Linked DNA regions of Mus musculus: all the other regions are linked to region 2. Evidence: chromatin loops called from intact Hi-C (ENCODE). Cell type or tissue: heart. All regions are shown on one strand. Region 1 has its middle 62 kb from the start of Sv2b. Region 2 overlaps Gm51489 (a long non-coding RNA gene). Region 3 overlaps Akap13 (A kinase (PRKA) anchor protein 13). Region 4 has its middle 33 kb from the start of Klhl25. Region 5 overlaps Akap13 (A kinase (PRKA) anchor protein 13). Region 6 overlaps Akap13 (A kinase (PRKA) anchor protein 13).

Region 1 (4,000 bases), 460 kb before region 2:
AAGTTTTAATGAGCTGAAGAGATGGCTCAGTGGGTATAAGCTCTTGCCTCCCATCCTGAAATCTGAGTTCCTGGCCTGAACTCACATGGGAGGAGAGAACTGACTGCTGCAAGCTGCCCTCTGACCTCCGTAATCAAGGCTGTCTCACATGCATACACACACACACACACACACACACACACACACACACACATGTATACGCACACGTACGCATGCATATACACACGCACAACCACCCCCCAAATACATAAATGTAATTTTAATTATTAAAATGTTGAAGCTTGTGTTGAATCCTATAATAATGGGAATTTTAAAAAGACAAGACAGAAGGCTATATTGAACCTGACAAGAGCTGCCTGAGGAGTTGGGGCTCAGGACATGTGGGCGTTTGCTTATAAAGGGAGTTTCCAATGAGGCCCCATCGCTAATCAACTGCCCCTCCCAGTGTGGGGGCAGTGCGATTGGCTCGGCTGAAGATGCAAGGTATCCTTCATGTAAGTGGGTGTAACACTAAACAATGCTCTGTGTTGCTATGGGAACACACATATTTATGTAAACACACAGGAGTCTGGAAGCAACACTCCTCACTACAGCTGTCTTTTTGGAAAGACATTAAACTAATAAGGGAGATTTGTGGCTTGATCAGAATGTTTTTCTTAACAGTACCAAGTGTGAGTATTTGCATGACTTGAAGTTAAGTGAGAAAAGGTTAGTGTGCTGGCTTCCTTGCCTTTACTAAGTATGTTAACAAAAATGGCAGTGGCTGCAGATGAGCACCATTCTGTTTGCAACGGGCAGTAGTTAATGCTGAGACTCCTAACCAATCAAGTGACTTTTGAGCACTCACCCCTAAATGGAACATCTATATCACCCTTCCAAAGCTCATGAAACATTAAGGAAGACGGAGCAGAGATAATGTAAGAGCTACAGCCTGAAGGTGGGAGCGGGGTGCTATGAAATCCATGCTGTCTTCTGCACATAATTGCGGTACCTATGAAGTCCTGGCAACTGTGGCTATCTGCACAAGACAGGGCCCACTAACATTCCCTGTGGGTGGTGGGCGAGCTCATGAGGCCCCACCTCTCCCTGAGGAGCGATGGGCAGTAATGATTGCAGGGGTAGAAGTCACATTCCTCAGTGGTGTGGACAGTGGCAAGTTGTCCTTGCTCAAGCTAATAACTCCCCCAACCTTTCTCATTAAAGCAACCAAACTTAAACGCAGTAAGGAACAACCATGTTAAAACTTAAAAAGACATGGAAGTAGGAAGGGCACTTGCTGGGAAGAAGGGTGTTAACAAGAGGGTCAGGGAGAGAAGATAGGAAAACTGGGGAGGAGTTGGGAACATGGCTCGGGGAACACTGGCCTCAGAGACAGTGCTGGTGGTGCACACCCATGCAGGCAAAACACTCATACGTATGAAATAAAAATAGTAAGTGACTTTTTAAATGTCTCTCATTGTCCTGGCATTGACCTTGAAAGGCGTGTGGGAAATTGTGCTGCTAGGTCCACCCTACGCACCCCTACTCCCTGCCATCTGAGGGCTGAGGATCTTGGACCACAGCCTTCCTTCGTGCACTGAACAGCAGCTTGACTCACCTCTCTGGGACTCTTCCTTGCTTTTATTTTCTGCAATGCTTTGTGAGAAAAGTGTGTACCCCAGTGTCAAGGAAGCTTCTGGTGGGGCTCCGCTGCCAGCTCGTGGCTCCACTTCCTCAATCTCTGCGCTTCTGTTTCTCTTTTTTTTTTTTTAAACTCAAACCTGTGTGCTTCTGTGTCATTTATAAAATACTGTTTAAAATGTTTCAAGTGTAGCAACAGCTGCTACTATAAGGCTGTTACATTTAAAAAATACTAGGAACTATGTTAATCTTTGAAAACCCCAGAAGATCTGCTGGGAAAGGAAGGCAGGATGGTGTAAAGCCTGCCTCTCCAGCCTTTTCAGCGTATTGCTGTTGGATATATCACTGTCAGGGGCTTGCGACAAGCTCTTCCCTGGTTCTCCATGCTGTAGAGTGCCTGCCCCAGCAGATGGCAGAAGAGAACTGAGATGATGGAGAAGAAACCTGCCCAGGCGATTCACTCAGTCTGTGCTCTGAACACAGAACATCCTCATTCTAGTATATAATCTGAAACAGCCCTGCATAGTGATGTCATAGATTTACTAAATCGTATAAACACAGATGGGTCTGGAAGGTCTGTCAGTGACCGCTACAGTGAAATCAGTCTCTCCAGGGTTCCGGACACAGAAATGCCTACCCCAGTGTCCTCTGCCCGTAACCCCAGCTACTGTTCCCTCCTACCCTACCCTCCTTGTTAGGGTGACTAACTCGGTTTAATTTTCATGTCTCAAAGTAGATACCCAAAGGAAAACTACCTCTGATGGGACATGAAAGATTGAATTGGTATTTGCTTTCTTTTTTATTATATTTACCTCTCTCTCTCTTTCTCTCTCTCTCTCTCTCTCTCTCTCTCTCTCTGTGTGTGTGTGTGTGTGTGTGTGTGTGTGTGTGTGTGTGTTTCAAAGAAGCTAGAGTTACCTGCACAAAACCAAGCCAGTCACTAAGTACATGAATCCAAGAATGGGGTGGGCTCAGGCCCAGCACTAGCTGAGGAGATTTTGACAACTAAGGTAAGGGTTGTTACAGAAAGAGAAGTCATTTTTCCTCTGGCCCTTGCTGGGTTGCCCATATGCATACTGGTAAGACTAACTGGACTCAGTAGATTATTTAAAAGAAGGAGGAGGGGGAGGAGGAGGAGGAAGGGAAGGAGGAAGAAGAGTAGAGGGACATAAAGGGGAAGGACACGTGTGGGGGACTCTGGAGAAAGGAGTGGGGAGCAGGGCTATTATCAGACACATTGTCTAAATTATGAAATTGTCAAAGAACAAATAAAAATATATTTTTAATGAAACCACAGTCCCCGGATCTTGGCCCCTTGCTATCTATATCTGTGTGGAAGACATTTGGTCGGTTAAATCACCATCCGACTTGAAGGACTGGGCCAGGACGGGGGCACAGTTAGGAAGGAAGAGGAGGAGATGCAGCTGCTGTGAGAGTCACAGCCCTGTCTGCTGATTAGAGGATGTGGCTTTCTCACATGGACTCGCACAGCAGACAGGCTGCATGTGGTTTCCCAGGCCCACATGCTCTCTCTGCCCTTAAACAGGCTACCTCCTGGGGGCCCTCAGAGTCATCTACACCACGAACTGACAACATATGGGGCTTCTGTGAGGATTCCATGAGATCACAGATGGAAAGGGACCAGGCATGCAGTGACTCTGACTCCCATGCAACTGGGTGACAGGTGCAGGAAGATGTCATCGTTTTAGAATAACCATTAATCCAATTATTTTCTTTCCAATAATATGTAAAATATATAGTCATTGAGAAAATATATAGTCTGGAGAAACAGAGAAAATAAATGAAACTAAGATCATGTCATTCTGCTACCAGAAAGTAATAAACAGACTTGAAAAGACTTGAAGTCTGGCCATGTGATGCACTTAGGAAATTTGCATGAGTTTTCAAAAATTACTTCATCCCCAGTGTTTACTTTAGCTCTGTCATCAATAATTTGATCACCGAGCTTTGTGTCTAAAATCCAATTAAGTCTTCATTTCAGTTCCCCAGGTGTTTAGTTAGTAATAAATTCACATCATACTTAATAAGAAAAATATTTCAAATAGTTTCACACTTGGATGGATTTCCTAGGATCAGGATTGGGGAGCGCTGCCGTCAACATTAACTAGTCTTAATTAGTGGGAAACCTCACTTAGCCCCTGGAAATGTCATTTCCTCATCAATAAAGTGATGATGCTTATCTCCAATGAGACGTTGAGATTCTGAAAGGCAGTTCTCGCCATTATTACTCTGGCACAACTGGCATAAACTGAGGCTGTTCCAGGAACTTCTGGATATGGCCACCCCACCCATCTGAAAATGATCTGAACCAGATGATCTCAGAGGTTTCTTCCGGCCTCGTGTTGTCTCGCCCTGTAAC
Region 2 (4,000 bases):
GGACGAAGTGAGCAGAGGTCCTGAGTTCAATTCCCAGCAACCACATGATGGCTCACAACCATCTGTACAGCTACTCATATACATAAAATAAATAAATCAGTCTTAAAAAAAAGTATGTCAGTCCAGCACTCAAGAGGTGGAAGCAAGAAGATCAGATATATCACATTTAGGTTTGGCTGGGCAGTGGTGGCGCACGCCTTTAATCCCAGCACTTGGGAGGCAGAGGCAGGCGGATTTCTGAGTTCGAGCCCAGCCTGGTCTACAGAGTGTGTTCCAGGATAGCCAGGGCTACACAGAGAATTCCTGTCTCAAAAACAAAACAAAAAACAAAACAACAAACAAACAAAAACCTAAACAACCCCCAACCCCCAAATCAGAAAACAGGTATCTAAATTGTTATGCCCAGTTCATGAGAATCTCAGGAGACTGCCAGGAATTGCAAGTCCAAGAGAGAGTCTTTAGTATATGAGTCTGACCCAGATTGCAAGCCTTTCCTGGTTAGGAGTGTGATGATCCAGTCTAGGGGCTTGAGAAGCTTGATAAACACACACACACACACACACACACACACACACACACACACACACAACATACACACACACACACACACACACACACACACCGTACACACACACCATACACACACACACACACACACACACACACACACACACACACACACACACACATATATGTATGCATAAGCTGGGATTATCAAGCTTTGGTGTTACATGACATGATTGGGGAGGCGGTGAAGGAATGCTATCTTTCAAACCTGATAACATTTGTTTAGACAGCAGGGTGGACTGCGCAGCTGGACAGGGGCCTTCCTGACCTGGGAAAAAGAAACTCACTCCATTATCAGAGGCTGGTGCATTTTTGCAAACTGGTCTCAGCTGTCTGGGAACACTTAATTGCCTCTTTCTCATAGTCCAAGAGTGGGCTTTTTATCACTTCAAGGATATTGGCTCCTGCTTCCTTCAAGGGCAGGAGCCATCTGTACCACAGAAATGCTGATTTTTACTCACGGGAGGGAAGGGGGTGCTGTCATGAAAGAGGGATTGTAATATTCGGGGACCAGGCCGTGCTCCCATTTGTCGGCCCTCTCCAAGGGCCCGAGGCATCTATGCTGGGAAAAAGGTGTGTTTGTGTGTGTGTGTGTGTGTGTGTGTGTGTGTGTGTTTGTGTGGAGGGGAAGTAGTGCTAACTGCTCTGTCTCCATGCAGGGACAGGAGAGTACTGGATTTCATGAGCAGAAATGGGTGTATGTGTGTGTCTCTGTGTCTCTTTAAAATCAAATAACGTGTCCCAATTTGCAATCATAAATTCTTATCAATTTTCAAAATTAAAATAAAATTGAACATTAATCCTCTTACAAGTCAAGAACCTAGTGTGGTCCAGTAAATAGAATACTAACAACAAGAACAAGAAGAGGCAAGCCAAGGATGACTCAGCAGGTCAAGGCACCTGCCACCAAGTCAGATAAGCTGAGGTTCAAGGCCAGGATTCCCTTGGTAGAAGGAGAGAACCAGTTCCCTCAAGTTGTCCTCTATCTTCTACATATGTTTGTGACTCATGCACAATGATACTTAGTAACATTTAAAAACAAAGGGGGGGGGGGCAGGGCTGGAGAGATGCCTTAGCAGTTAAGAGCACTGGCTGCTCTTCCAGAGGTCCTGAGTTCAATTTCAAACAACCACGTGGTGGCTCACAACCATCTGTCCTGGGATCTGATGCCCTCTTCTGGTGTGTCTGAAGATAGTTACAGTGTACTCATATACATAAAATAAATGAACAAAACCAAACCAATCCACTTGTCTTAGAACCTAAAGTAACTTCTAAATGACTCGGATCCTCCGCACCTCAAAATTCAAGAGGAGAGGCCATGCGTGCACGGTCCAGAGCAGCCTGCAGGAGAAAATGGTATCTGTTCTCACCCGCTGTTCTGCAGTATCTCAGCAGCTCTCTCATGGACTTTGTGCCCTCCAGGATCAAAATGGTAAAAGGCTGCTACTTCCTGTTCCCCCGCCAGAGGGCAGTGAATGAAGAGAAACCGTAAGCCATGGAGCCCTTAGTGAAGAGAGTGCCTGGTAAAATGGCTCAACGGGGAAAGGTGCTCACCTCGCAAGCTGAGTGAACGGGCCTCCATCCCTGGAACTCACAGAAAGAGGGAAAGCAAGCAAGCAAGCAAGCAAGCAAGCAAGCAAGCAAGCAAGCAAGCAAGAACCCCCGCAGAGTTTCCTCTCATCTCTGCACGCACACCATGGGATGAGTGCCCACACATGAGGGAATCATGCACACACAGAGAACAATGTTTGGTTAATTAATAATTTAAAGTAGTTTCTTCACTGAAATTAAGACTCAGATTTTGGCAGTGTTTTGCAAGGTATGGAGCCTGGAAGAGAGACAGCTGTGAAGGACAGTCCCAACAAAGAGCATGATGTTCACCAGGACATGCTAGAAAGATGTCAGGCCCGGCTCAGAAATGCTTGGTACAAAATGGAGAGTGATTCGAAGTAGAAACTGTTAAAAAAAATGGTTTTCCTTTTTTTGTTTTGTTTTGTTTTTTCAAGACAGGGTTTCTCTGTGTAGCCCTGGTTGTCCTGGAACTCACCAGGCTGGCCTTGAACTCTGAAATCCTCCTGCCTTTGCCTCCCAAGTCCTGGGATTAAAGGCGTGCGTCACCACTGGCTGGCAAAATATTTTCAATAAGTAGAAAGAGCGTCCTCTGGCCACTTTCCCTCACTACACACAGACCTGAGGAAGTCACTTCTCTGGGCAAGCAGCTGAATAACATGACTCTTTTGAGCAGTGGTGGCTCAAACATTTTTTTTTTTAAGATTTATTTATTTATTATATGTAAGTACACTGTAGCTGTCTTCAAACACTCCAGAAGAGGGAGTCAGATCTCGTTACGGATGGTTGTGAGCCACCATGTGGTTGCTGGGATTTGAACTCCGGACCAGCAGTCGGGTGCTCTTACCCGCTGAGCCATCTCTCGAGCCCCATGGTTCAAATTTTTAATCTCAGCACTTGGGAGGCAGAGGCAGGCGGATCTCTGAGTTTGAGGTCAGCCTGGTCTATAGCGTGAGTTCCAGGACAGCCAAGGCTACACAGAACCCAGTCTCGAAAAATAAAAACAAACAAACGGTAGAGAATTGTTGGTGTGATAAAGGAAAATAGAAAGCAAGAACCATCTGTGTGTTCTTCACAAGAAACACTCCTTATATGTAAAGACAAGTGGAAATCAGTGGGTGGGAGGGCTTGAAGGAGTAGCTCAGGGTAGAGGGCTTTCCTAGCAAGAGCAATATGGGCTTAATTCTCAGTGTTTCTGGGAAGGAAGAAAGGAGTGGGGAAGGGAAAAAAGAGGAATGGAGGGAGAGCAAATGATCAAATGGATAGAATAGCTAGGTTTTGTGGCATATGCCTACAGTCCCAACTACCAGGGAGGCTGAGGTAGGAAGACCACTTGAGCCCATCAAGTTAAAGACCAAACTAGGAGAGATGGTGAAATCCCACATTAGAAAAGGAGAAAGCTGGCTGGGCGTGGTGGCACACACCTTTAATCCCAGCACTCGGGAGGCAGAGGCAGGCGGATTTCTGAGTTCAAGGCCAGCCTGGTCAACAGAGTGAGTTCCAGGACAGCCAGGGGTATACAGAGAAGCCCTGTCCCGAAAAACAAAAAAACCCAAACAAACAAAAAAAAAAAAAACAAAAAAAAAAAAAAAAAAAAAGAAAGAAAGAAAAGGAGAAAGCCGGGCTGGAGATGGCTCAGCGATTAAGAGCAGTCAGGTGCTGAGTTCAAATCCCAGCAACCACATGGTGGCTCACAACCATCTGTAATGAGATCGGATGCCCTCTTCTGGTGTGTCTGAAGACAGCTACAGTGTACTTATATACAGTACATAAAGTAAATAAATAAATCCTTAAAAAAAGAGAAGAGAAGAGAAGAGAAGAGAAGAGAAGAGAAGAGAAGAGAAAAGAAAAGAAAAGAAAAGAA
Region 3 (4,000 bases), 190 kb before region 2:
CTATAAGTTTCAGTGTCTCTGGTTTTATGTGAAGTTCCTTGATCTACTTAGATTTGACCTTAGTACAAGGAGATAAGTATGGATCGATTCGCATTCTTCTACATGATAACAACCAGTTGTGCCAGCACCAATTGTTGAAAATGCTGTCTTTCTTCCACTGGATGGTTTTAGCTCCCTTGTCGAAGATCAAGTGACCATAGGTGTGTGGGTTCACCACTGCTCCTTTGATCTGCTGTCTTTCCTCTGCCTGCTATAGCAGCTTTGCACTTAGCATTCCTAGCCCTAGTGTATCACTGTGTATGCAAACAGCAAAACAAAAACAGAACTGTTGTGCAATGCATTGGAAAGGACTAAAGTGTGGAGAAAGCATGCCCTTCTTATTATTAACACCTTAGAGGGGAAACAGAATGGAAGTATATTGTTTGTGCTTGTTTTGTTGGAATAAAAGTTCTTAGTTACTGAAGCCAGATGTCTTCATCTGAGAAGAAATTCTTGTCACCATCACCACTGAGATGGGTGGGGGTAAGAGGTGGAAAGAATAGGTTTTGCTTTGTTTTGGCCAGTGCAAGACTGCCCTTGTGTGATACTCTCTTGATCAGGCCTCAAAGGAACACTGCTGGAAAATTAAAAAGTAGCAGTAAATAGTTGAGATCACAAATTCACAAATGTCTGTTACCATACCTGGCCACCTTATTGGTCTTTCTTGGAACAAACATACACACACACACACACACACACACACACACACACATACACACACACAGAGAGGGAGGGAGACGGAGGGGAGACAGAGAGAGAGAGAGAGAGAGAGAGAGAGAGTGATTGATTGATTGATTGATTGATTGATTTCTTAGTGAACAAGAGACATAGCCAAGCATTCTACCAGTATCATCTTGCTTCAGGAAACTTGTTCTACAGACTAAACTATCAGGTTTTCCCATTGAAATTCTGTTATTCTCTTTTTCTTCCCTCTTCTCTCTCTCCCTCCTTTTTTCTCTCCTTCCTGACTTTTTCCTCTCGTTATCTCTTCCCTTTCTTTCATTCTTCCCTTTTTTCCTTCATTTTTTTTCTTCTTTTTAAAAATTTTTAAGGCACGCTGATCTTGAACTCCTGCTCCTCCAGTCTGCAGCTCCTCAATGCTGGCATTACAGACCTCTGCAACCAAGCCTGGCGGGATTTCTTCCCTCTTTATATCAGATAGCTAGTGGGGAGATTTGACATTTGTGGTCTTGTTCTAGAAGACTTAATATCTAAGAAAAGAATGTTTATCCATGAAGAGACTTTTCTGTGAAGCCATCCATCTTTTGTTCTTATTTCACTTGTTGCTATTATTAAACAATTTGCTGCTTCAAGCTGAATGTTGTATGTGGTGGTTCCCCCTCCTTGCAAAGGCAGTAAAGAGTTCAAGCAAAGGTGTTTCCTGACGCTTGCTACTAACTTCCCTATTTTACTGATTGTCCCTCCTTGAACCTTGAGTCTGTGTCCAGTGAAATGCCGAGAGGAAAGAGTAGGGCTCCTCTCATTGCCTAAACGCTGACATCTGACATTTAAAAGGAACTCCTGGGTGGAGATGTTGGCTTTGCAGCCCTTCTTTCCCTATGCACATCTCACATCTCATTGGAAGGAAACTTTGTTCTAATCAGACAAGTGTTCCTTAAGTAGATGCTAATCAAATTTTCATCAATGAATGTGCGATATTCTGGTGAGTGTAAACGTTTTAGCATAGTAAAACCTTTGCTTTCCATCTCATCGGAAGACTAAAGGTGAAAAATAAGAATCTGCAATAATAATGGTTTTTAGAAAATGTATCAATTCTCTTTACTTTGCTATTCATTCGTCCACATATAATGAACTTTTATGTAACAAGGTGTTCAACAACAAATCTCAGTATCCAAATAATAGGATGTAGTAATAGAGCAAGAAAGAACTTGGGGTGGGCCCAGCTTCAAACCACTTTTTTTGTACATTCCAGAACTCCACATCCAGATCATCAGATTAATACTTTCCAGTTTGCTCAGGATCGCAGAGAGTGGCTCACCTAGGAGAACCGCCCCTTGGTTTTTACCTCAGTTGTCCCATGTTCCCTGCCTAGCTGAATTGATCCTTGTGGGTTAAGCATTACTCTTTTATGTTCATTCTCTTTGAGCTTGGAGGGAGGAGGGGTTTGGCTGCCTAAGAGCCACAAGGTTTTCTGGCCCTTAGTGTCAGAATTTCCACCAGGTGGCGCCCTAATTCAGAAGCCTGGCAATAAACTTCTGTGAGCTTCTATTTTAACTGGAACCAAAGAACCACACAGCATCAGTCCCTAAGATCTAAACAATTTGGGTAAAGTATTAAATCAAGAAAATTTTAACTCCTGAGTAGAAATGTAGTAAAGTGTGTGAAAATTCGTAGTAGACTCTTGTGCTGGAATACTTGGTACATCTCAGGCCTATGACATGATAATCTGAGTGCTTGTTACTTCTATTGAAGGGGTTGGTGCTCCTTGTCATAGATAGAGAGTGGGCTATCGATCACAGAGAGAGAGAGCTGATACTGTAAATAACCCCTATTTCACATGCTTATGAAAAATCTGTGTGTTTTCTTGCAAGTTCCTAAACTTGAAGGAACAAAGAAATGCACTTAAAATCTCCTTCAAATCTGTAGCTTTCAGCTAGAGTTTAGATGGGAAATGATTGGTTGCTGTGTTTCAAAATCCTAACAGAATAGCTGTTCAGTGGTTCCAGATGTTTTTGATAAAAACTTGGAACTGTAGCATCAGCAGTAAGAGCACAGACTACAGATTCTGTCTTCCATGGGGGAGTGCTGGGCACATCCAAAGGGGAAAGCAAACAGACTTTCTGCCCCACCCACAGCATTTTTGCCCCACCCAGAGCATTTGTTCTCTGAGAAGAAACAGATTAGCAAGGACAGTTTTAAATTGTCCTTAATATGCTTGTATGTGTAGAAAAGAGAAAAATCTAGATTTCTAGAACAACAAAAAAAAAACAGACAAAAAAGGCTAATATATTTATTTCAAACAGTCCTCTGGTGTCATTCAGAAAATTATAATGGTTTTGAAACATTTCTCTGATTATGTAAAGTTTCCAAGGACAAAGTCCATGGGTTTTATTTCTTTGTTTGCCTCTTCTGCAGGGCATAGAATGTCTATTGAATGGATATGGATCATCTTTAGTTTGATCGAGTTGGTACAGAAAGACTTTACAGTGACCAGAGCATCTCTGGTTCTCTAGAGAGATGCTTGGGAACTTGCAAGCAGGAAACATTTGATTCTAATTAGAACAGAAGGGAGAGGCAGTGAGGAGCAAACCATTTGAGAACAGAGGGGAGACAGCTTTGTGTTCATTGGGAAGAGGGGATTCTAAATTATAGCTTGGTGAAAGTTGATCCATAAAATATAATAGGCAGCCAGATTTTTTGTACACTTAAGCCTGCCCCTCCTGGACCTTTGGACCTATGCCCTTAAACCACATGATATCAAAGTTCTTGTATGCTCCTGCACAGAGTCCCGTGCTTTTTTGGTTAGCTTAAGCAAGAATTTTATTTACAACTTCATCTCTTCAATTGTCTTGTGTCTACTGTGTCTAGCATCCTCTGTACTGAAAAGCATCATGTGCTTACTGTCTACGGTGCCGGTGTGAGCGAGGCTTGCTCTCTAGAGCACCAGAAAGAGGACATTGTCCACCTTCATGCTTTTAATGGACCTGTGGTGGGATCAGGATGAGGCTTGTGTTAGAGGGAGCTGAGACAGTGGTGTTTGGGTAGACAGATGGGTAAGTGAAGAACTGGCCACCTTACCTGGGTTTGCTCCGTTGCTTTCTCCTAAGCAGACTAGCCTCCTTAAACACCTGGCCTGAGGAAATGGTGACTCATTAGACCTTCGTTACCCTTTCACAGCTTCAAAAAGAAAACACCTTTCACCAACTTTGCTTGCATTATTGAGAGAAACTGTAGTATTTAGTCCCTTCACTTCCTTTCTGTTGTGGTGTTTAAGGTTGTA
Region 4 (4,000 bases), 53 kb after region 2:
TCCTCTTGGAACTGACCTCTCCCCCCCCCCCCGCCCTCGTGACTTTTGTTGAGTCCTTTATAGTTCAACAAGCAGAAAGTCTGCCTGTGATCTCAGAGGAAATAAAAGCCCCTTCATCTGTGTGTGTGCTCGATTTGATAGAAGCTCCCTCAATGGGGTCATGTGGGACCACACAGGTCTCATGACAGAATAGCAATACTTGCAAATAGAGAGCCCATAAACTAGAGCTATGTAACCTAACAAACCTGGGTTGGAGTTGGAGGCCTGCATCTCATACTCTGGAGGTGTGGGTTGCTTGTCCACGGTTTCATTGAGTGCAGCTTGGATGCCATGAGGTGATGTTGTAGCCAGTCCCTTCTCTTAGAGACAAGGTCATAGGGACAGGGTAGGGCACCAATGGTACCCAAGGTCTCTGCCTTCTTCCTGCTCCTCAGAAAGACAGTAATTGTGGCTGTGTGGTAAAACACAGAGCACAGGAAGTGGTTCCCAGAGACCTTCAGTCTCATCCTTGGTCCTCCTTGAAGAAGCTCGGCAGCTCTGGGCAGGATGTCTGAGCTGCTACAACACACAGTGCAGCATCTTACAGAACAAGAGATGTGAGGATGATGAAACCATGATGGGATGCAGGAGTGCAAGCCTAAGGAACCACAGTGATGCCCAGAGGTTGAAGAGCCACAGGCACCCTCAGAACATCACACGCCAGCATCAGTGACACAGAAAGTCCCCATCCTGCCCAGCTTCAGAGCTGTACTGTGTTCCTACTGTGACCCTCAGCGACCTGGCTGTCCCCAAGGCCTGAGGTTTCCTGAAGGGATAGCAACAGACCAGGTTTTAGGTCTTTCCACTCTTATCTGCCTGTGACTCTGGGCTTAGTCACTCATTTGTTTGTGAGATGGATCCATCTATGCTGCACAGGCAGGCCTTTCAGCCCTGGGCTCAAGGGCTCCTCTTACCTCAGCCTTCCAAGTAGCTGAGATGCCTGACATCTGCCAGGGCTTCTCCATTTGACTCTCCTCTGAGTCCTTCAGGTCTGAAAGGCTCCTGGGACAGAGTGGGCTGTTCACACCTCCTGGACAGTGAGAGCCAGGAGACATGGGTTAACTTCCATGAACTCGAAGGTAAATGGAAACCGACATTGGGAAGTGGGCCTTAACAGTGGGACGCTTGGGAATATCTGTGCTGCTGAGGGTTGCGGAGCAACTGGGTCTGTGGAGAAACTCCTAGGTATGGAGCAGCCCCTGGTTCCACATTCCTATCACTTGTCCTGCCCCACCCCGATCAGCAGCAAAAACACTGATGCCTGTCCTGTCTGCACCAAGCTACATGCTGTCTGAGGGGCTCACGCTGTCCAGCAGAGATGATGGTGGGTCAGAGGAATATAAAACGCATTTGTTCCCCTTCACAAGCTTAAAATTGCATGAAGAGATCGCTTGATACTTTCAATGCAATGAAAATCAGGGTAAGAGAATTTGGAGCAAGGTTCTCAGACAGACCCTGAGCTCTGTAAGGAGGCGATCCCTGGCTGCGGCAGAAAGGCTTGTGTGATCTGAGGTGGCAGAGACGGAGAAGATCAACCACAGCAGTGGAAGCAGCTGGGAATGCAGCTGCCATCCCCAGGAAAGTGCAGTTTGTTGAAAGCTGCTCCATCTGTCTGCAGAGCCTGGGGCACTAAGTGGAGCCACGCCCAAGGAAGGCCGGAGTGAGGAGCGAGGCGATGCTGCCCCCTACAGGTCAGCCTAGAACTGTCACAGTCTTGGAGGCTTGATGCAGGGCATCATTCCCTTGTCTGTGCTCATGTTAGTGGATGTTATGTGTCACTCCCCAGGAGCTGTCCTCCTTGCTCTTTAAGACAGGATCTCTCACGGGCCTGGGGCTCACTAATTAAGCTAATCTCATCTTGTGGGCGAACCTCAGGTATCCATCTGTCTCTACCTTCTGAGCCAAAGGGTATCACCACCAAGCCCAATTTTCATACAGATTCTGAGGCGTAAACTTTTCTGCTCGCAAGGCAAGCATTCGCCAAGAGAGCTGCTCCCCTGCCCAGTTTCCTGTCTTTGACAGTTAGAATGTGGCTTTATGAGAGAAATGTCTTGTTCTTAGTAAAGTGTGGTTAAAATAGTTAAACACAAAGAGATGTTATAGTATACTAAAAAGGTTTGCACGAACAATTACATATCTTTGACCCAAGCATGGTGGCCCACACTTATAATCCTAGGACTTAAGAAGAAGAAAGAAGGTTACCATGACAAAAAGCAGGGATACATCACAAAACACTGTCTCATAAAAGAAAAAAGTAAATATAAGAAAAATGACCTGTTTCATGTTTGAGCAGGCAAACTTGCAGCCCTTAACCTGCAACAGCGTTTCAGCCTCTGCGGTCTGAGTCAGCACCCACTGTCTGGCGGAGCGAGTGTCAGTCTTCTTTCACCACCCTCATTTCCTGGTTTAGTTTTAGAGTCAGTCTGAAAACAGAGCCGCAGTTGGAAGGGGCACACATGTCATCACAGACTGAGATTATCCAAGCAGGGGTTCCCCGGTTTTCAGACACTAGAGCAGCTTTCAGGGCTGCTAACATTTTTCCTGATCCTTTGTCCCATGAGCAAAGGGACTCAGGGTGACCTGGGCAGAGGTGAAACCTGATGGGTGTGTCCTGTGGCTCCATGCAGCATCCCTAAGTATACAGTTCACTGGTCTCTTCAGATGTAGATAGAGCAGAATTTAAAATTATAACCATTCAAATCCCATCTTACAGACAAGCAGTCCTGTAAAATGTCCTGTTTGTGTAGCTGTAGCCTGACAGTCTCACAGAACACACTTAGAAAGTCGAACCACAGGTGCCATGAGATTGACATCGGGTGTCTTAGCCACACTCCATTTCCTTTTGGGGCAGTCTGTGTTCATCAGGTATATTGGCCTGTAGTTTTCTTTCGCTTTTGATGTTCTATCTTTACCTGGTTTGGGTAGTAGATGTTTGGGAGGTCTCTCTCTCTCTCTCTCTCTCTCTCTTTCATTCTTTCTTTCTTTTGGTTAGTTGGACCACAGACCTGTCTGTCTTCTTTATTTTCTCAGAAAACAGGTTTTAGATTCCTTGATTTTGTTTGTTTGTTTGTTCCTATGTCATCAGTCCCATCTCTGGTTATTGTGTTTTTTTTTTGTTTTTTTTTTTTTTTTGTTTTTTTTTGCCATTTCTCGCCTTTGACTGGGTTTGTATTTGGTTTGTTCTTATTTTTTTCAATTTTTTTAGTTGTTTCATTTGTCACTTATTTTTACTCTTCCTAATTTCTTTTTTTAAAAACATATTCACCTAGAGTTATAAATTTCCCCCAGGACGGTGCTCAGTCCTAGAGGCTTGCTTGTGGTATGTTTTCATTTGAATTTAGTTCCAAGGAAATTTTCACTTTTTTTTCTTTATTTCTTCTTTTACCCATCCATCGTTTAGTAATGAACTGTTCATTCTGCATGAGTTCTTGTCGATTTTATTGTGTGTCAACACGTTTTATTGCCTTGTGGTCAGGTGAGCTACACGGCGTCGTCGCAATCTTTCTGAGTCTGTGAAGATTAGTTTGTGTCCCAGGATGTGATCTGTCCTAGCTTCAGTGTACTCCTGGGCATTGTTTGGTATTTGGGTGGAGTATTCTGTAGGCATCTGTTAAGTCCAGTCGTTGTATGGTGTCAATTAATTCTGATGTTTTTCTGTTTATTTTTTTGTCTAGATGACCAGTCTACTGGAAAAGTGGGGTATTAAAAACACCTACTATTAAAGGATTGAAGTTAATCTGTGTCTTTAAATCTGGCAGTAATTTTTTTAGTGAAGTTGTGTGCCCCTGAGTTTAGATAGTAATATATTTTTGAAAACGGTTCCCTTGATGAATGAAGTGCCCCTCTTTGTTTCTTCTGATTAATGTTAATTTGAAGTCTATTTTTGTCAGATATTGGTATACCGATGCCTGCTTGTGTCCTGGCCCCATTTGATTGGAGTCTTTTGTTCATCCTTTTATTC
Region 5 (4,000 bases), 89 kb before region 2:
ACAGATGAACTGTGAGGTGGCTCAGGGACAAGGGACGAACTGTTGGAGAAGTTCTCAGTTACCCACTAGTGTTTCATGTAGTCTTGTCTGCCTCCCATTGTGTAGATGACACAGTTGAAGCCCTCAAAGGCCAAACATCCCAGGGCTAAGTGTGTGTATGCTTATTAATGACTGAGCCAGAATCTTACCTGTTTTCTATTTGTTGTGAGACAAGTCTCGCTATGTAATCCTGGCTGGCCTTAATTCTGGGTCCTCCATCCTCAGCTCTAGAGTGCCAGCTAGTACTGCACTCCCTCTCATTCAAACAGCAGAGCCTGGTAGTCTTCTTGTCTTTACTATATATTAGTTGAATTTTTTAAAAACCTTCTTTGGTTAGAAATAAGACAGGAGTTAAGTGAACAGAGTTAGTGACACCATTCTGTTACACTGATGGATGGGAGAGGAGGGAAGATGGTTGACTTCAGACCCCCATTATATCAAGTCTACTAGCCTGTTGGATGACGAGGATAAAATCTTCCTTAAGATTTGTTGTGCAGTTGGCTAGATGATACACAAATGAGTGACAGAACACAGATTGATCTGTCTGGTGGGTCGCATATGATATGTGGCATCTGCCCTTTCTGCCTCTGTAAGTCTCACAGAACCTGCTGCATAAATCACATCTGGGAAAAAAAGTATCTTGCCTCCAAAGGACAGATACATGGAAAAGAACTTGATCTGTCTGCCAGGAGTGGTGGGTCTACGTGTCAATGGTAGGAGCTGAGACCTGAAAAGGGAATAGAGTGCTGCACTCTTAATGTAACTGTTTTCAAGTATTGAACCCTTTCAGGAGAATTGCTTGAGGAAGTAGAGGTGCTTCTGGACCACTCGGGAAATCTCTAGGATAAGTTAGTGAGAGATGAGTAGGTAACCAGACAGGCGAAGAAATAAGGTTGTTAATCAAAATGCTACGGCCAGCCTCAACCAGAGATGCCTGTTGGCAAAGAACACTGGTGAATGCAGAGATGCATGGCTGTTCAATGTGGAGAGAATAAGTTAGTGACAATTGAGTGTTCAACCCTGAGCACAGCATTTATACCTCTCCCTCTGAGGCTCTGGGAGCATGGTGGAAGAAGAGCTAGAAAAGAAATGTAAGAGCTTCAAGACAGGGAGAAGCACTAGGAATGTTGGTTTCTGGACATGGCACAGTGGTTACAGTCAGTACTCCACAGCAGCTGTGGCTGCCTTCAGTGGGGCCCAAGAGTAAATCAGGGATAGGGGCTCTACCCTTCCCTGCTGATGGAATTGGGAGGAAGGGCAGTTGTGGTCTTAAGGCCCATTGAGGAGCTCATCAGACTCACAAAGGTGATCTTAGTTAAACTCAGAATAAAACAGCAAGTCATGAATGTAGGAAAATTACCTGGGATCAGATACTAGAGGTAGGAAAGAAATTCGGGTAAAAGAATACACTTTAGACATGTATGAAATTGCCAAAGAACAAATTAAAAATACCAACTAGGCAGCTGGATGTGAGTGATGGGACAGGATAGACAAAGATACCGGTTTACCAAGCTGGGGATCCTGGAAGATAGAGTGCTAAGGAAGAAACCGTAAACTAGAGGTCAGTCAGCGGGAAGACTCATTTCTGCTATCCTGATAGCACCCTCTTGGTTGAGATACTCATGTGATAGTGACACAGTGGTCTGACGTTCAGAAAATAATGTAGGTTTAAGGGTGCTTGCTGAGGATAATCAGCATACGGGAGGCAGTTGACAGAGAGTGTGAGCCCCAGGAAGAAAGTGTGTAGGGCATATAGAGGGCAGTCAGCAGTGCCACTCCATTGCAGATGGAGGACCCATAAAATGCCCGGTGAAGAAACTGATATCCTCAGGGCAGCACAGGTAGAGTGTTTCAGAAAGAGGAAATAAATATCCATGTGGGAAAAGACCTAAAATAAGGGTCTGTAATTAAGGTGGTTGCAGGAACGTGGCATCAGTGCCAGACTGTGGTAAAGACAGCCACAGTCAAGAAGGGAGCAGAGACAACGTGCAGAGCAGTTACATCAGAAGTGCTGCTGCTGCTTCACAAAGTACAGAAGCAACCCTGTGCTCAGGATGGGAGGCATCTCCTGTCATGGCCCTTCCCTTAACTGCCACAAGGTGGTGCTCATCTCCCGGTCATCTCGTGGTCCACAGCTCCATAGAGTTTAAGTGGTTTCTCCATTTGCCCTGCAGAACAGCTTCAGCAGAAGGACCAGCAGATCCTCCTCTTGCTGGAAGAGAAGGAGATGATTTTCCGGGACATGACTGAGTGCAGCACTCCCTTGCCAGAGGATTGCTCCCCAACGCACAGCCCGAGAGTGCTCTTCCGCTCCAACACAGAGGAGGCTCTCAAAGGAGGACCGCTGATGAAAAGTGCAATAAATGAAGGTAATTTACACACAGTATCGGCCCCTCCTGTGTGTACACTAATGTCCTCTGCCAGTTCCTGCCATTAATAACTAAAGCACCAGTATAAAAAACTGCCCAGTGTCAGTATAGTAACTATCCCTTAGTTATAGTAAATATCCCTTATAAGCACTATGCAGGCTAAGAAATAAAATGTGGCAGATACCCTGAAAGCCTTTGCATGTCCCCGTCATATCTAACTTCCTCCTAACAGGTGCAGCTTCCCTAAAGTGCATTAATAATCACTTAAGTATTTTCCCCTTCTTTCTGGTTTTATTTTTAAGTTATGTTAATGTATTTACTGTACGTGGGGTGGGGGGGAATCCACACTGTGACATGGACATAAAGGTTAGAGGACAGCTTGGAGAGTCCGTTCTCTCTACCATGTACGGCTCAGAGATCAAACTTAGGTCATCAGGCGTGGCCCCATGGTGAACATCAGGCATGGTCCCATGGTGAATGCCTTGACCTGCCATCTCAGTTAGGGTTATTATTGCTATGAGGAAACACCATGACCAAAAGCAAGTTGGGGAAGAGAGGGTTTATTTGGCTCACACCTCCACATCACTGTTCATCATCATGGGAGGGCAGGAGCCTGGAGGCAGGAGCTGACTCAGAAGCCACGGAGGGATGCTGCTTGCTGGCTTGCTGGCTGGCCCACAGCCCCATCTTACGGAGGCATTTTCTCAATTGAGGTTCCCTTCTCTCAGATAAGTTTAGTTTGTGTCAAGTTGGCATAAAAGTACCCTTGCGTGCCTGCTGAGCCATCCTACAAGCCTGCATCCCCTTGCTCGCCCTGTACTTTATCCTTGGAGTAGCTGAGCTTTTTGAACCATGAGTTGGAGTTTCCATATGGTACCTTCTGTCCTCTAGATCTTGCAGTCACCGCTGCTTGCGTTACTCATAATGTGTGCTCCTGTGGTACTGGTTCTTTCCCAGGGAAATATCAGGTCCTAGGTAGCCCTGTTTCTGTGGAATAGGAACCGTGGGATGGATAGAAGGCTGAATGCCGGGGGGAGGGGGGGTCTTCTTTGTGTGCCAGTCCTCTGCTAGTACCTGCACTACGTTGTACACATGTCATGAGGCTGCAGTTGTAGCTCAGAGATAGAGCTCTGCATGCAAGAGGGGCCTTGTGATCAGTCACCAGCCCCAAAATAAACTTACTATGGATTCATGGGTTCTAGATCTCTGAGCAGTTCCCAACCTCATTTAAAGCTAGTGTCCTCCACTGGCCACAGTGCAGAGCTTGCTTCCAGGAGTTAAGGAATTCATTCCTTCAAGATTTCTGGTCTCTTAGTGAAAAATATTTTAAGATCGAAATCTAGGTACCAGGGATATAGTATATATAGTAGTTGCTGTGAGGTTTTAAACATTACTGTGTTGTCCTTTTCAGTGGATGGAGCTAATCAAATTACAAATTACAGGTTGCCTTTTTTATTTTAAAACCTTATCACTTACAAATGTCTGTCTGTTTTCCACATTGAGTATTCTTTCTCAAGGATACCCTATTCTATATTCTATTATAGAATTAGAATAACCTCTATTGGGTCGATAAGATGGCTTAGTTTAGGTGA
Region 6 (4,000 bases), 260 kb before region 2:
CCATATGCAGACCATAATGTAAATCTCAAGATATTATAGTATGATGTAGCCTTAATAATACAGGGCTTTTAGGTATTATATATGCTTTTAATTAATCTATTTTAGTTATTTGTAAGTTTAATTTCTAATAATAATTGTGCTCTGCAGTTGGCTTATAGAATTCCCAGAAATTTAACAGCTGACTCTCATGAGTTGGCCCAAGCTATTGCCATAGTCATCTTACTGCTGACCAAACTTACCTTCTGATATGTGTGGCCAACATTATATAAGACATCAGTGATTTCTCTCTTTTACCATTTCTTCCCCCCAAATTTCCTTCTTCATTTTCCTGTATCTCTATTTACCCTGTTTCCCACATACTGTCTCTTCAGTCCACTTCTACAGTATAATTAATTCACTTCTGAAATGCATAGCTCTTTTCCATTCTATTACTTCCTTCCCCCAAGTTATTCCTGCTTATTGAAGAAAGGTCCTAGGTGACTAGTATTTTGTGGAATAGAGTCTTTGCCAAGGTCTTGTAGAGAGGCAATCTTTGGTATGGAAAAAGAACACATATTCTTGGAGTTCTGGTGGAGAGTCAGAGTTAAAACAGTTTTTATCTAAATCATAAGGTAATTCTTGCATTGCTACTACTACAGTAACTTCTGTATAAGTAAGTAAAAGATGTGGGCAACTGAGACGTCCCACCATTTATAATTCTTTAGTTTTTTTTAAATCCTTATATTAAAAACCCATTTTTATGGATAATTAAGCAGTTTTTTTAATCACTATACATTTTTATTTGGGAGATCATCTATGCTTATAAGATAATGCCTAATATAGACTACCTTTCTCATTAGTTATTGTGAAATTATGGCCCTAAAAATGATCAAACTCAAGTATACACTTCTCATTAATGAAGAGAGGGAAATTTTTGTCTTTGTAAGGGCTGCACTGTTTCTTAGGCTTATGTTGCTGGAGATTGATGGCATAGGTGCAGTCTTTTCTTGTTGTTGGGTCTGACTAAAATAGTAATTGAGAATATCTTGACCATTATTTTTGTTATTCAGCTCATCTGTGTAGTTAGCAGTGTGGCAGACTTGTTAGCTGTTCAACCAGACTCGTCAACCTGTGTATTCTGAGAGTTGGGCCTAGTTTTGAACAACAGAGTGATCGATCAGAGCTTCTCTCACAGAGAGTAGAGATCAAGTAACCAGTCACCTGGATAAAAGTTCTGACGGAGATCTGAGACTCTTCTCCTACATACAACCAAGCCCGCGTGCTTGATCTTTCAGAGTCATCTCCAGTAACACTAGGTAACTCGTGAACTTCCATAAAATAGGAGTTCTATGCACCTGGGAAATGTGGAGTGTGTTTGCTCTCTGTTACTATTAGAGGGAATCAACTACATTTAGTTCCAAGTGCCTTTGGAACTCAGCCTTTGAATTGCCTTGAGGTTAGTAAAGCTTTGTTCTCTTCTCTTGGGTATAGGTTAAAAGTATGAAAACAATTCAGAATTTAGTAATTTTGTATTAATGCTTTGTTAAAAGGATGTCAGTTGCTTTTGTCAGCCACCTCTTGCCCTCATTGAAAGGAAGCCCCAAATTAACTAGTAAGGGCACAGACAGAACCTCAGCAAGAAGACCCTCCTCATGTGAGAGAAGTTCTGGGGTCTGAAAAGAAGGATTCTGTCTTAGAGTGCCAGTTTAGAAATCTAAGTTAGAAATTTCAGTTAGAAATGCGAGTGGACTTCCTCTCGTGTGAAGGTGTAGGCAAGCGTGTAAGTGTGGATGAATGGGCACAGCTGTGGCATGGAGTTACGTAACAAAGCAAGCTAGAGGCAGAGGGTGTGGGCCATAGGTCTTAGTTTCCAGCACATGAAGGAAAAGATGAAACTTCTCTGGTTTTATTTGTAGAACATGAGGGGTCTTCAGTACCTACAGAGAATGGACTGTTCTCATTGTGCCTCAGACATTCAAGCTGATTGGCTCATACTAAAGGATGACATTTCTCTGGTTTAAGCCTTTTAAAATCATTTCCAGAGAACGGCGTGTATGTAAGGCCAAACTACAATTTGGAGTAGTGATCAAAACTAATGATAATTCATTTCTGACCATAATAGCTCTGTGTTATGGTGCTTTGGAGTGTTCCAGTTATAGCCAAATAAGTTATGGCTTATTTGGGGTTATGGTTCATTCTGACTTATGTGTCGAATTCGGTGGACTTGAGCACTGGGTATAAAATAAAAACAACATTTATGCTCCAGGAAACACTTTGAACTCAGTCTATAAAGTCAACATGCTCTTAACATTTATTAAACTTAACCTTAGGTTTGATGATATAATTTTAAGTTTTCAGCATATATCAAAATGCTGCCTTCTCTACTGATTCTGGGTTTAGTAATGTGGCCACAGGGTGGCATGATTCCCTTACATACCTTGTTGTTGATTAAAATGAAAAAGATGAAGACATACAAATTAAATGATAATTCTTTCCCCAATTTTATGTTAAAATGTCCAGGTTTTTTTTTCCTAAATTGATGTTTCTGTACTTCATTATTAAGATTTGAAGAATATTAAATCTCAGTACCCTAAGCTTTGATGTGTTAAAGGTTTTTTCCCTGTTCTTGTTAGCTTATGGTTATAGCACAAATTATGTTTATATTTGAGAAGAATGCTAATTAGGGCTGCATGTCACAGTGTATATTTAACTACAAGCTTTAGCTTTTTTTTTTAAAGCCAACTTATAAAAACTGATAGAGTATTTGAAACTGGCAGACAAAGATGTTTGTCATCCTCAATAGTTGTGAAGTTGTTTGCATAGTTACTGGCATGACACTTACCTCGTTTTAAAGGCTTCCTGGAAGGCTGAGTGAAGGAGGAGAACAGGGATGTCAGATGATCGAGAGGCACAGGCTATTCAAAGTGACCTTTTATTTAAATAGATGGGAAGTCCACTCTGCTCATGAGTTTCATATAGCAACTCTAAAGGCAGAAGGGTTGTTTCCATTTATACAAGTCCAGGAAAGTTAAGTTTGATGGATCTAAGTCAATCTTTGTAGGTGGAGTTTGAATGCACACGTTACCATTTCAAAGCAGATCTATATACCCTCACCTTTGTTGGGAAATGGATAGACTTAGTAGTAATTTATGAGATGTAAAATTTAGCAGGCTCCCAATAGGAACCTTACTAATACAGACTTGTGGACTCTTTTCCAGGGCGATTGTGTTGTTACAGTATTGCTTGCTGAAGAGGACAAAGTTGAAGATGATGCTATTTTTTACTTGATATTTTCTGGCTCTACCCTCTATCACTGCACAAGTACCCGGAAAGTCAGTTCTGATACGTTGGAGACAATTGCTCCTGGTAAGTATCTAAATGGTGTCTTTTCTAGCCTTCATCAATTATTTGTAATTTTGCTCTTTATTTTGAGACCAAGTTTGGTAGCAAACAGCTAAACCTGGGCGTGAAACTCTGTTTCTTACCTCAGCCTCCTGAGTGCTGGGATTGCTGGCCTATATAATATACTGGGCTTCTTTATTCTTGGTGGGGACGGGGACACACGCACACATATTTGGTTAGTATAGAGTAATAGAAGGAGCAAAGCAGAGTGCTCACCTAACAGCTGTTGTTAGATCTTTAAGTATATTGCTAGTGCTTTTGTTTGCTCCACACACGTATGAACCTACCTAGAAGTAAAGTGACATTACAAATTGAAGGGTATCAGTATTAGGATCAGCAAAAAAAAAAAAAAAAAAAAAAAGGAACAAACCCACTAATTTGTTAGAGCTTGAGAAAACTGAGAGCTACATGGGAGGTATACATTCTCATGTGATTATCATGATGATGCTTCAGAATTTATTTTATTGTGAGTTTCACAGTGACAAAACCAAAACAGAAAACCTAATTAATAATACATACCTCATGTCTGGGGTGCACAGTGTCTTTGTTAATCCTGAGATTTGAAAGAGAAAGACTAATTCTACCATTATTCTTTAAGGAGAAATAATGAAGCTATCAA

What was found. Hi-C counts contacts between places; a loop is a spot of excess contacts. Peaks named below come from ENCODE experiments on the same cell type or tissue, not always from the same donor. Only the 100,000 strongest peaks of a DNase experiment are listed, where the experiment ranks them.
Region 1: a loop joins it to region 2, with 2.5 times the contacts of the local background. A loop is called at or near these places in 5 of 42 quality-filtered maps.
Region 3: a loop joins it to region 2, with 1.9 times the contacts of the local background. A loop is called at or near these places in 2 of 42 quality-filtered maps.
Region 4: a loop joins it to region 2, with 7 times the contacts of the local background. A loop is called at or near these places in 23 of 42 quality-filtered maps.
Region 5: it touches region 2 in a loop (4-fold over the local background); 26 of 42 quality-filtered maps call a loop at or near these places.
Region 6: a loop joins it to region 2, with 2.3 times the contacts of the local background. A loop is called at or near these places in 2 of 42 quality-filtered maps.

The regions. Positions count from the first base shown.
Region 1 is chr7:75,369,073-75,373,072 of GRCm38, forward strand. No RefSeq gene overlaps it. Among named protein-coding and RNA genes, the nearest start is that of Sv2b, 62 kb to the left of the region's middle. In heart, a CTCF peak has its summit at 2,020 (motif pointing right); DNase peaks (open chromatin) are centred at 2,019 and 3,079; H3K27ac peaks cover 755 bases.
Region 2 is chr7:75,826,067-75,830,066 of GRCm38, forward strand. All of the region lies in intron 1 of Gm51489 (a long non-coding RNA gene), which reads left to right. Among named protein-coding and RNA genes, the nearest start is that of Gm51489, 5.5 kb to the left of the region's middle. In heart, a CTCF peak has its summit at 2,017 (motif pointing right); no DNase peak of the experiment used is centred here; H3K27ac peaks cover 1,230 bases.
Region 3 is chr7:75,637,506-75,641,505 of GRCm38, forward strand. The region is part of intron 8 of Akap13 (A kinase (PRKA) anchor protein 13); the gene reads left to right. Among named protein-coding and RNA genes, the nearest start is that of AU020206, 140 kb to the right of the region's middle. In heart, a CTCF peak has its summit at 2,219 (motif pointing right); DNase peaks (open chromatin) are centred at 2,196 and 2,846.
Region 4 is chr7:75,879,162-75,883,161 of GRCm38, forward strand. No RefSeq gene overlaps it. Among named protein-coding and RNA genes, the nearest start is that of Klhl25, 33 kb to the left of the region's middle. In heart, a CTCF peak has its summit at 1,721 (motif pointing left); a DNase peak (open chromatin) is centred at 1,680.
Region 5 is chr7:75,737,153-75,741,152 of GRCm38, forward strand. It overlaps Akap13 (A kinase (PRKA) anchor protein 13), which reads left to right. Exons shown (of 37, transcript NM_029332.1): 30 at 2,214-2,408. Among named protein-coding and RNA genes, the nearest start is that of AU020206, 43 kb to the right of the region's middle. In heart, a CTCF peak has its summit at 2,127 (motif pointing right); a DNase peak (open chromatin) is centred at 2,129.
Region 6 is chr7:75,566,687-75,570,686 of GRCm38, forward strand. Akap13 (A kinase (PRKA) anchor protein 13) reads left to right here. Exons shown (of 37, transcript NM_029332.1): 3 at 3,198-3,345. Among named protein-coding and RNA genes, the nearest start is that of Akap13, 110 kb to the left of the region's middle. In heart, a CTCF peak has its summit at 2,387 (motif pointing right); no DNase peak of the experiment used is centred here.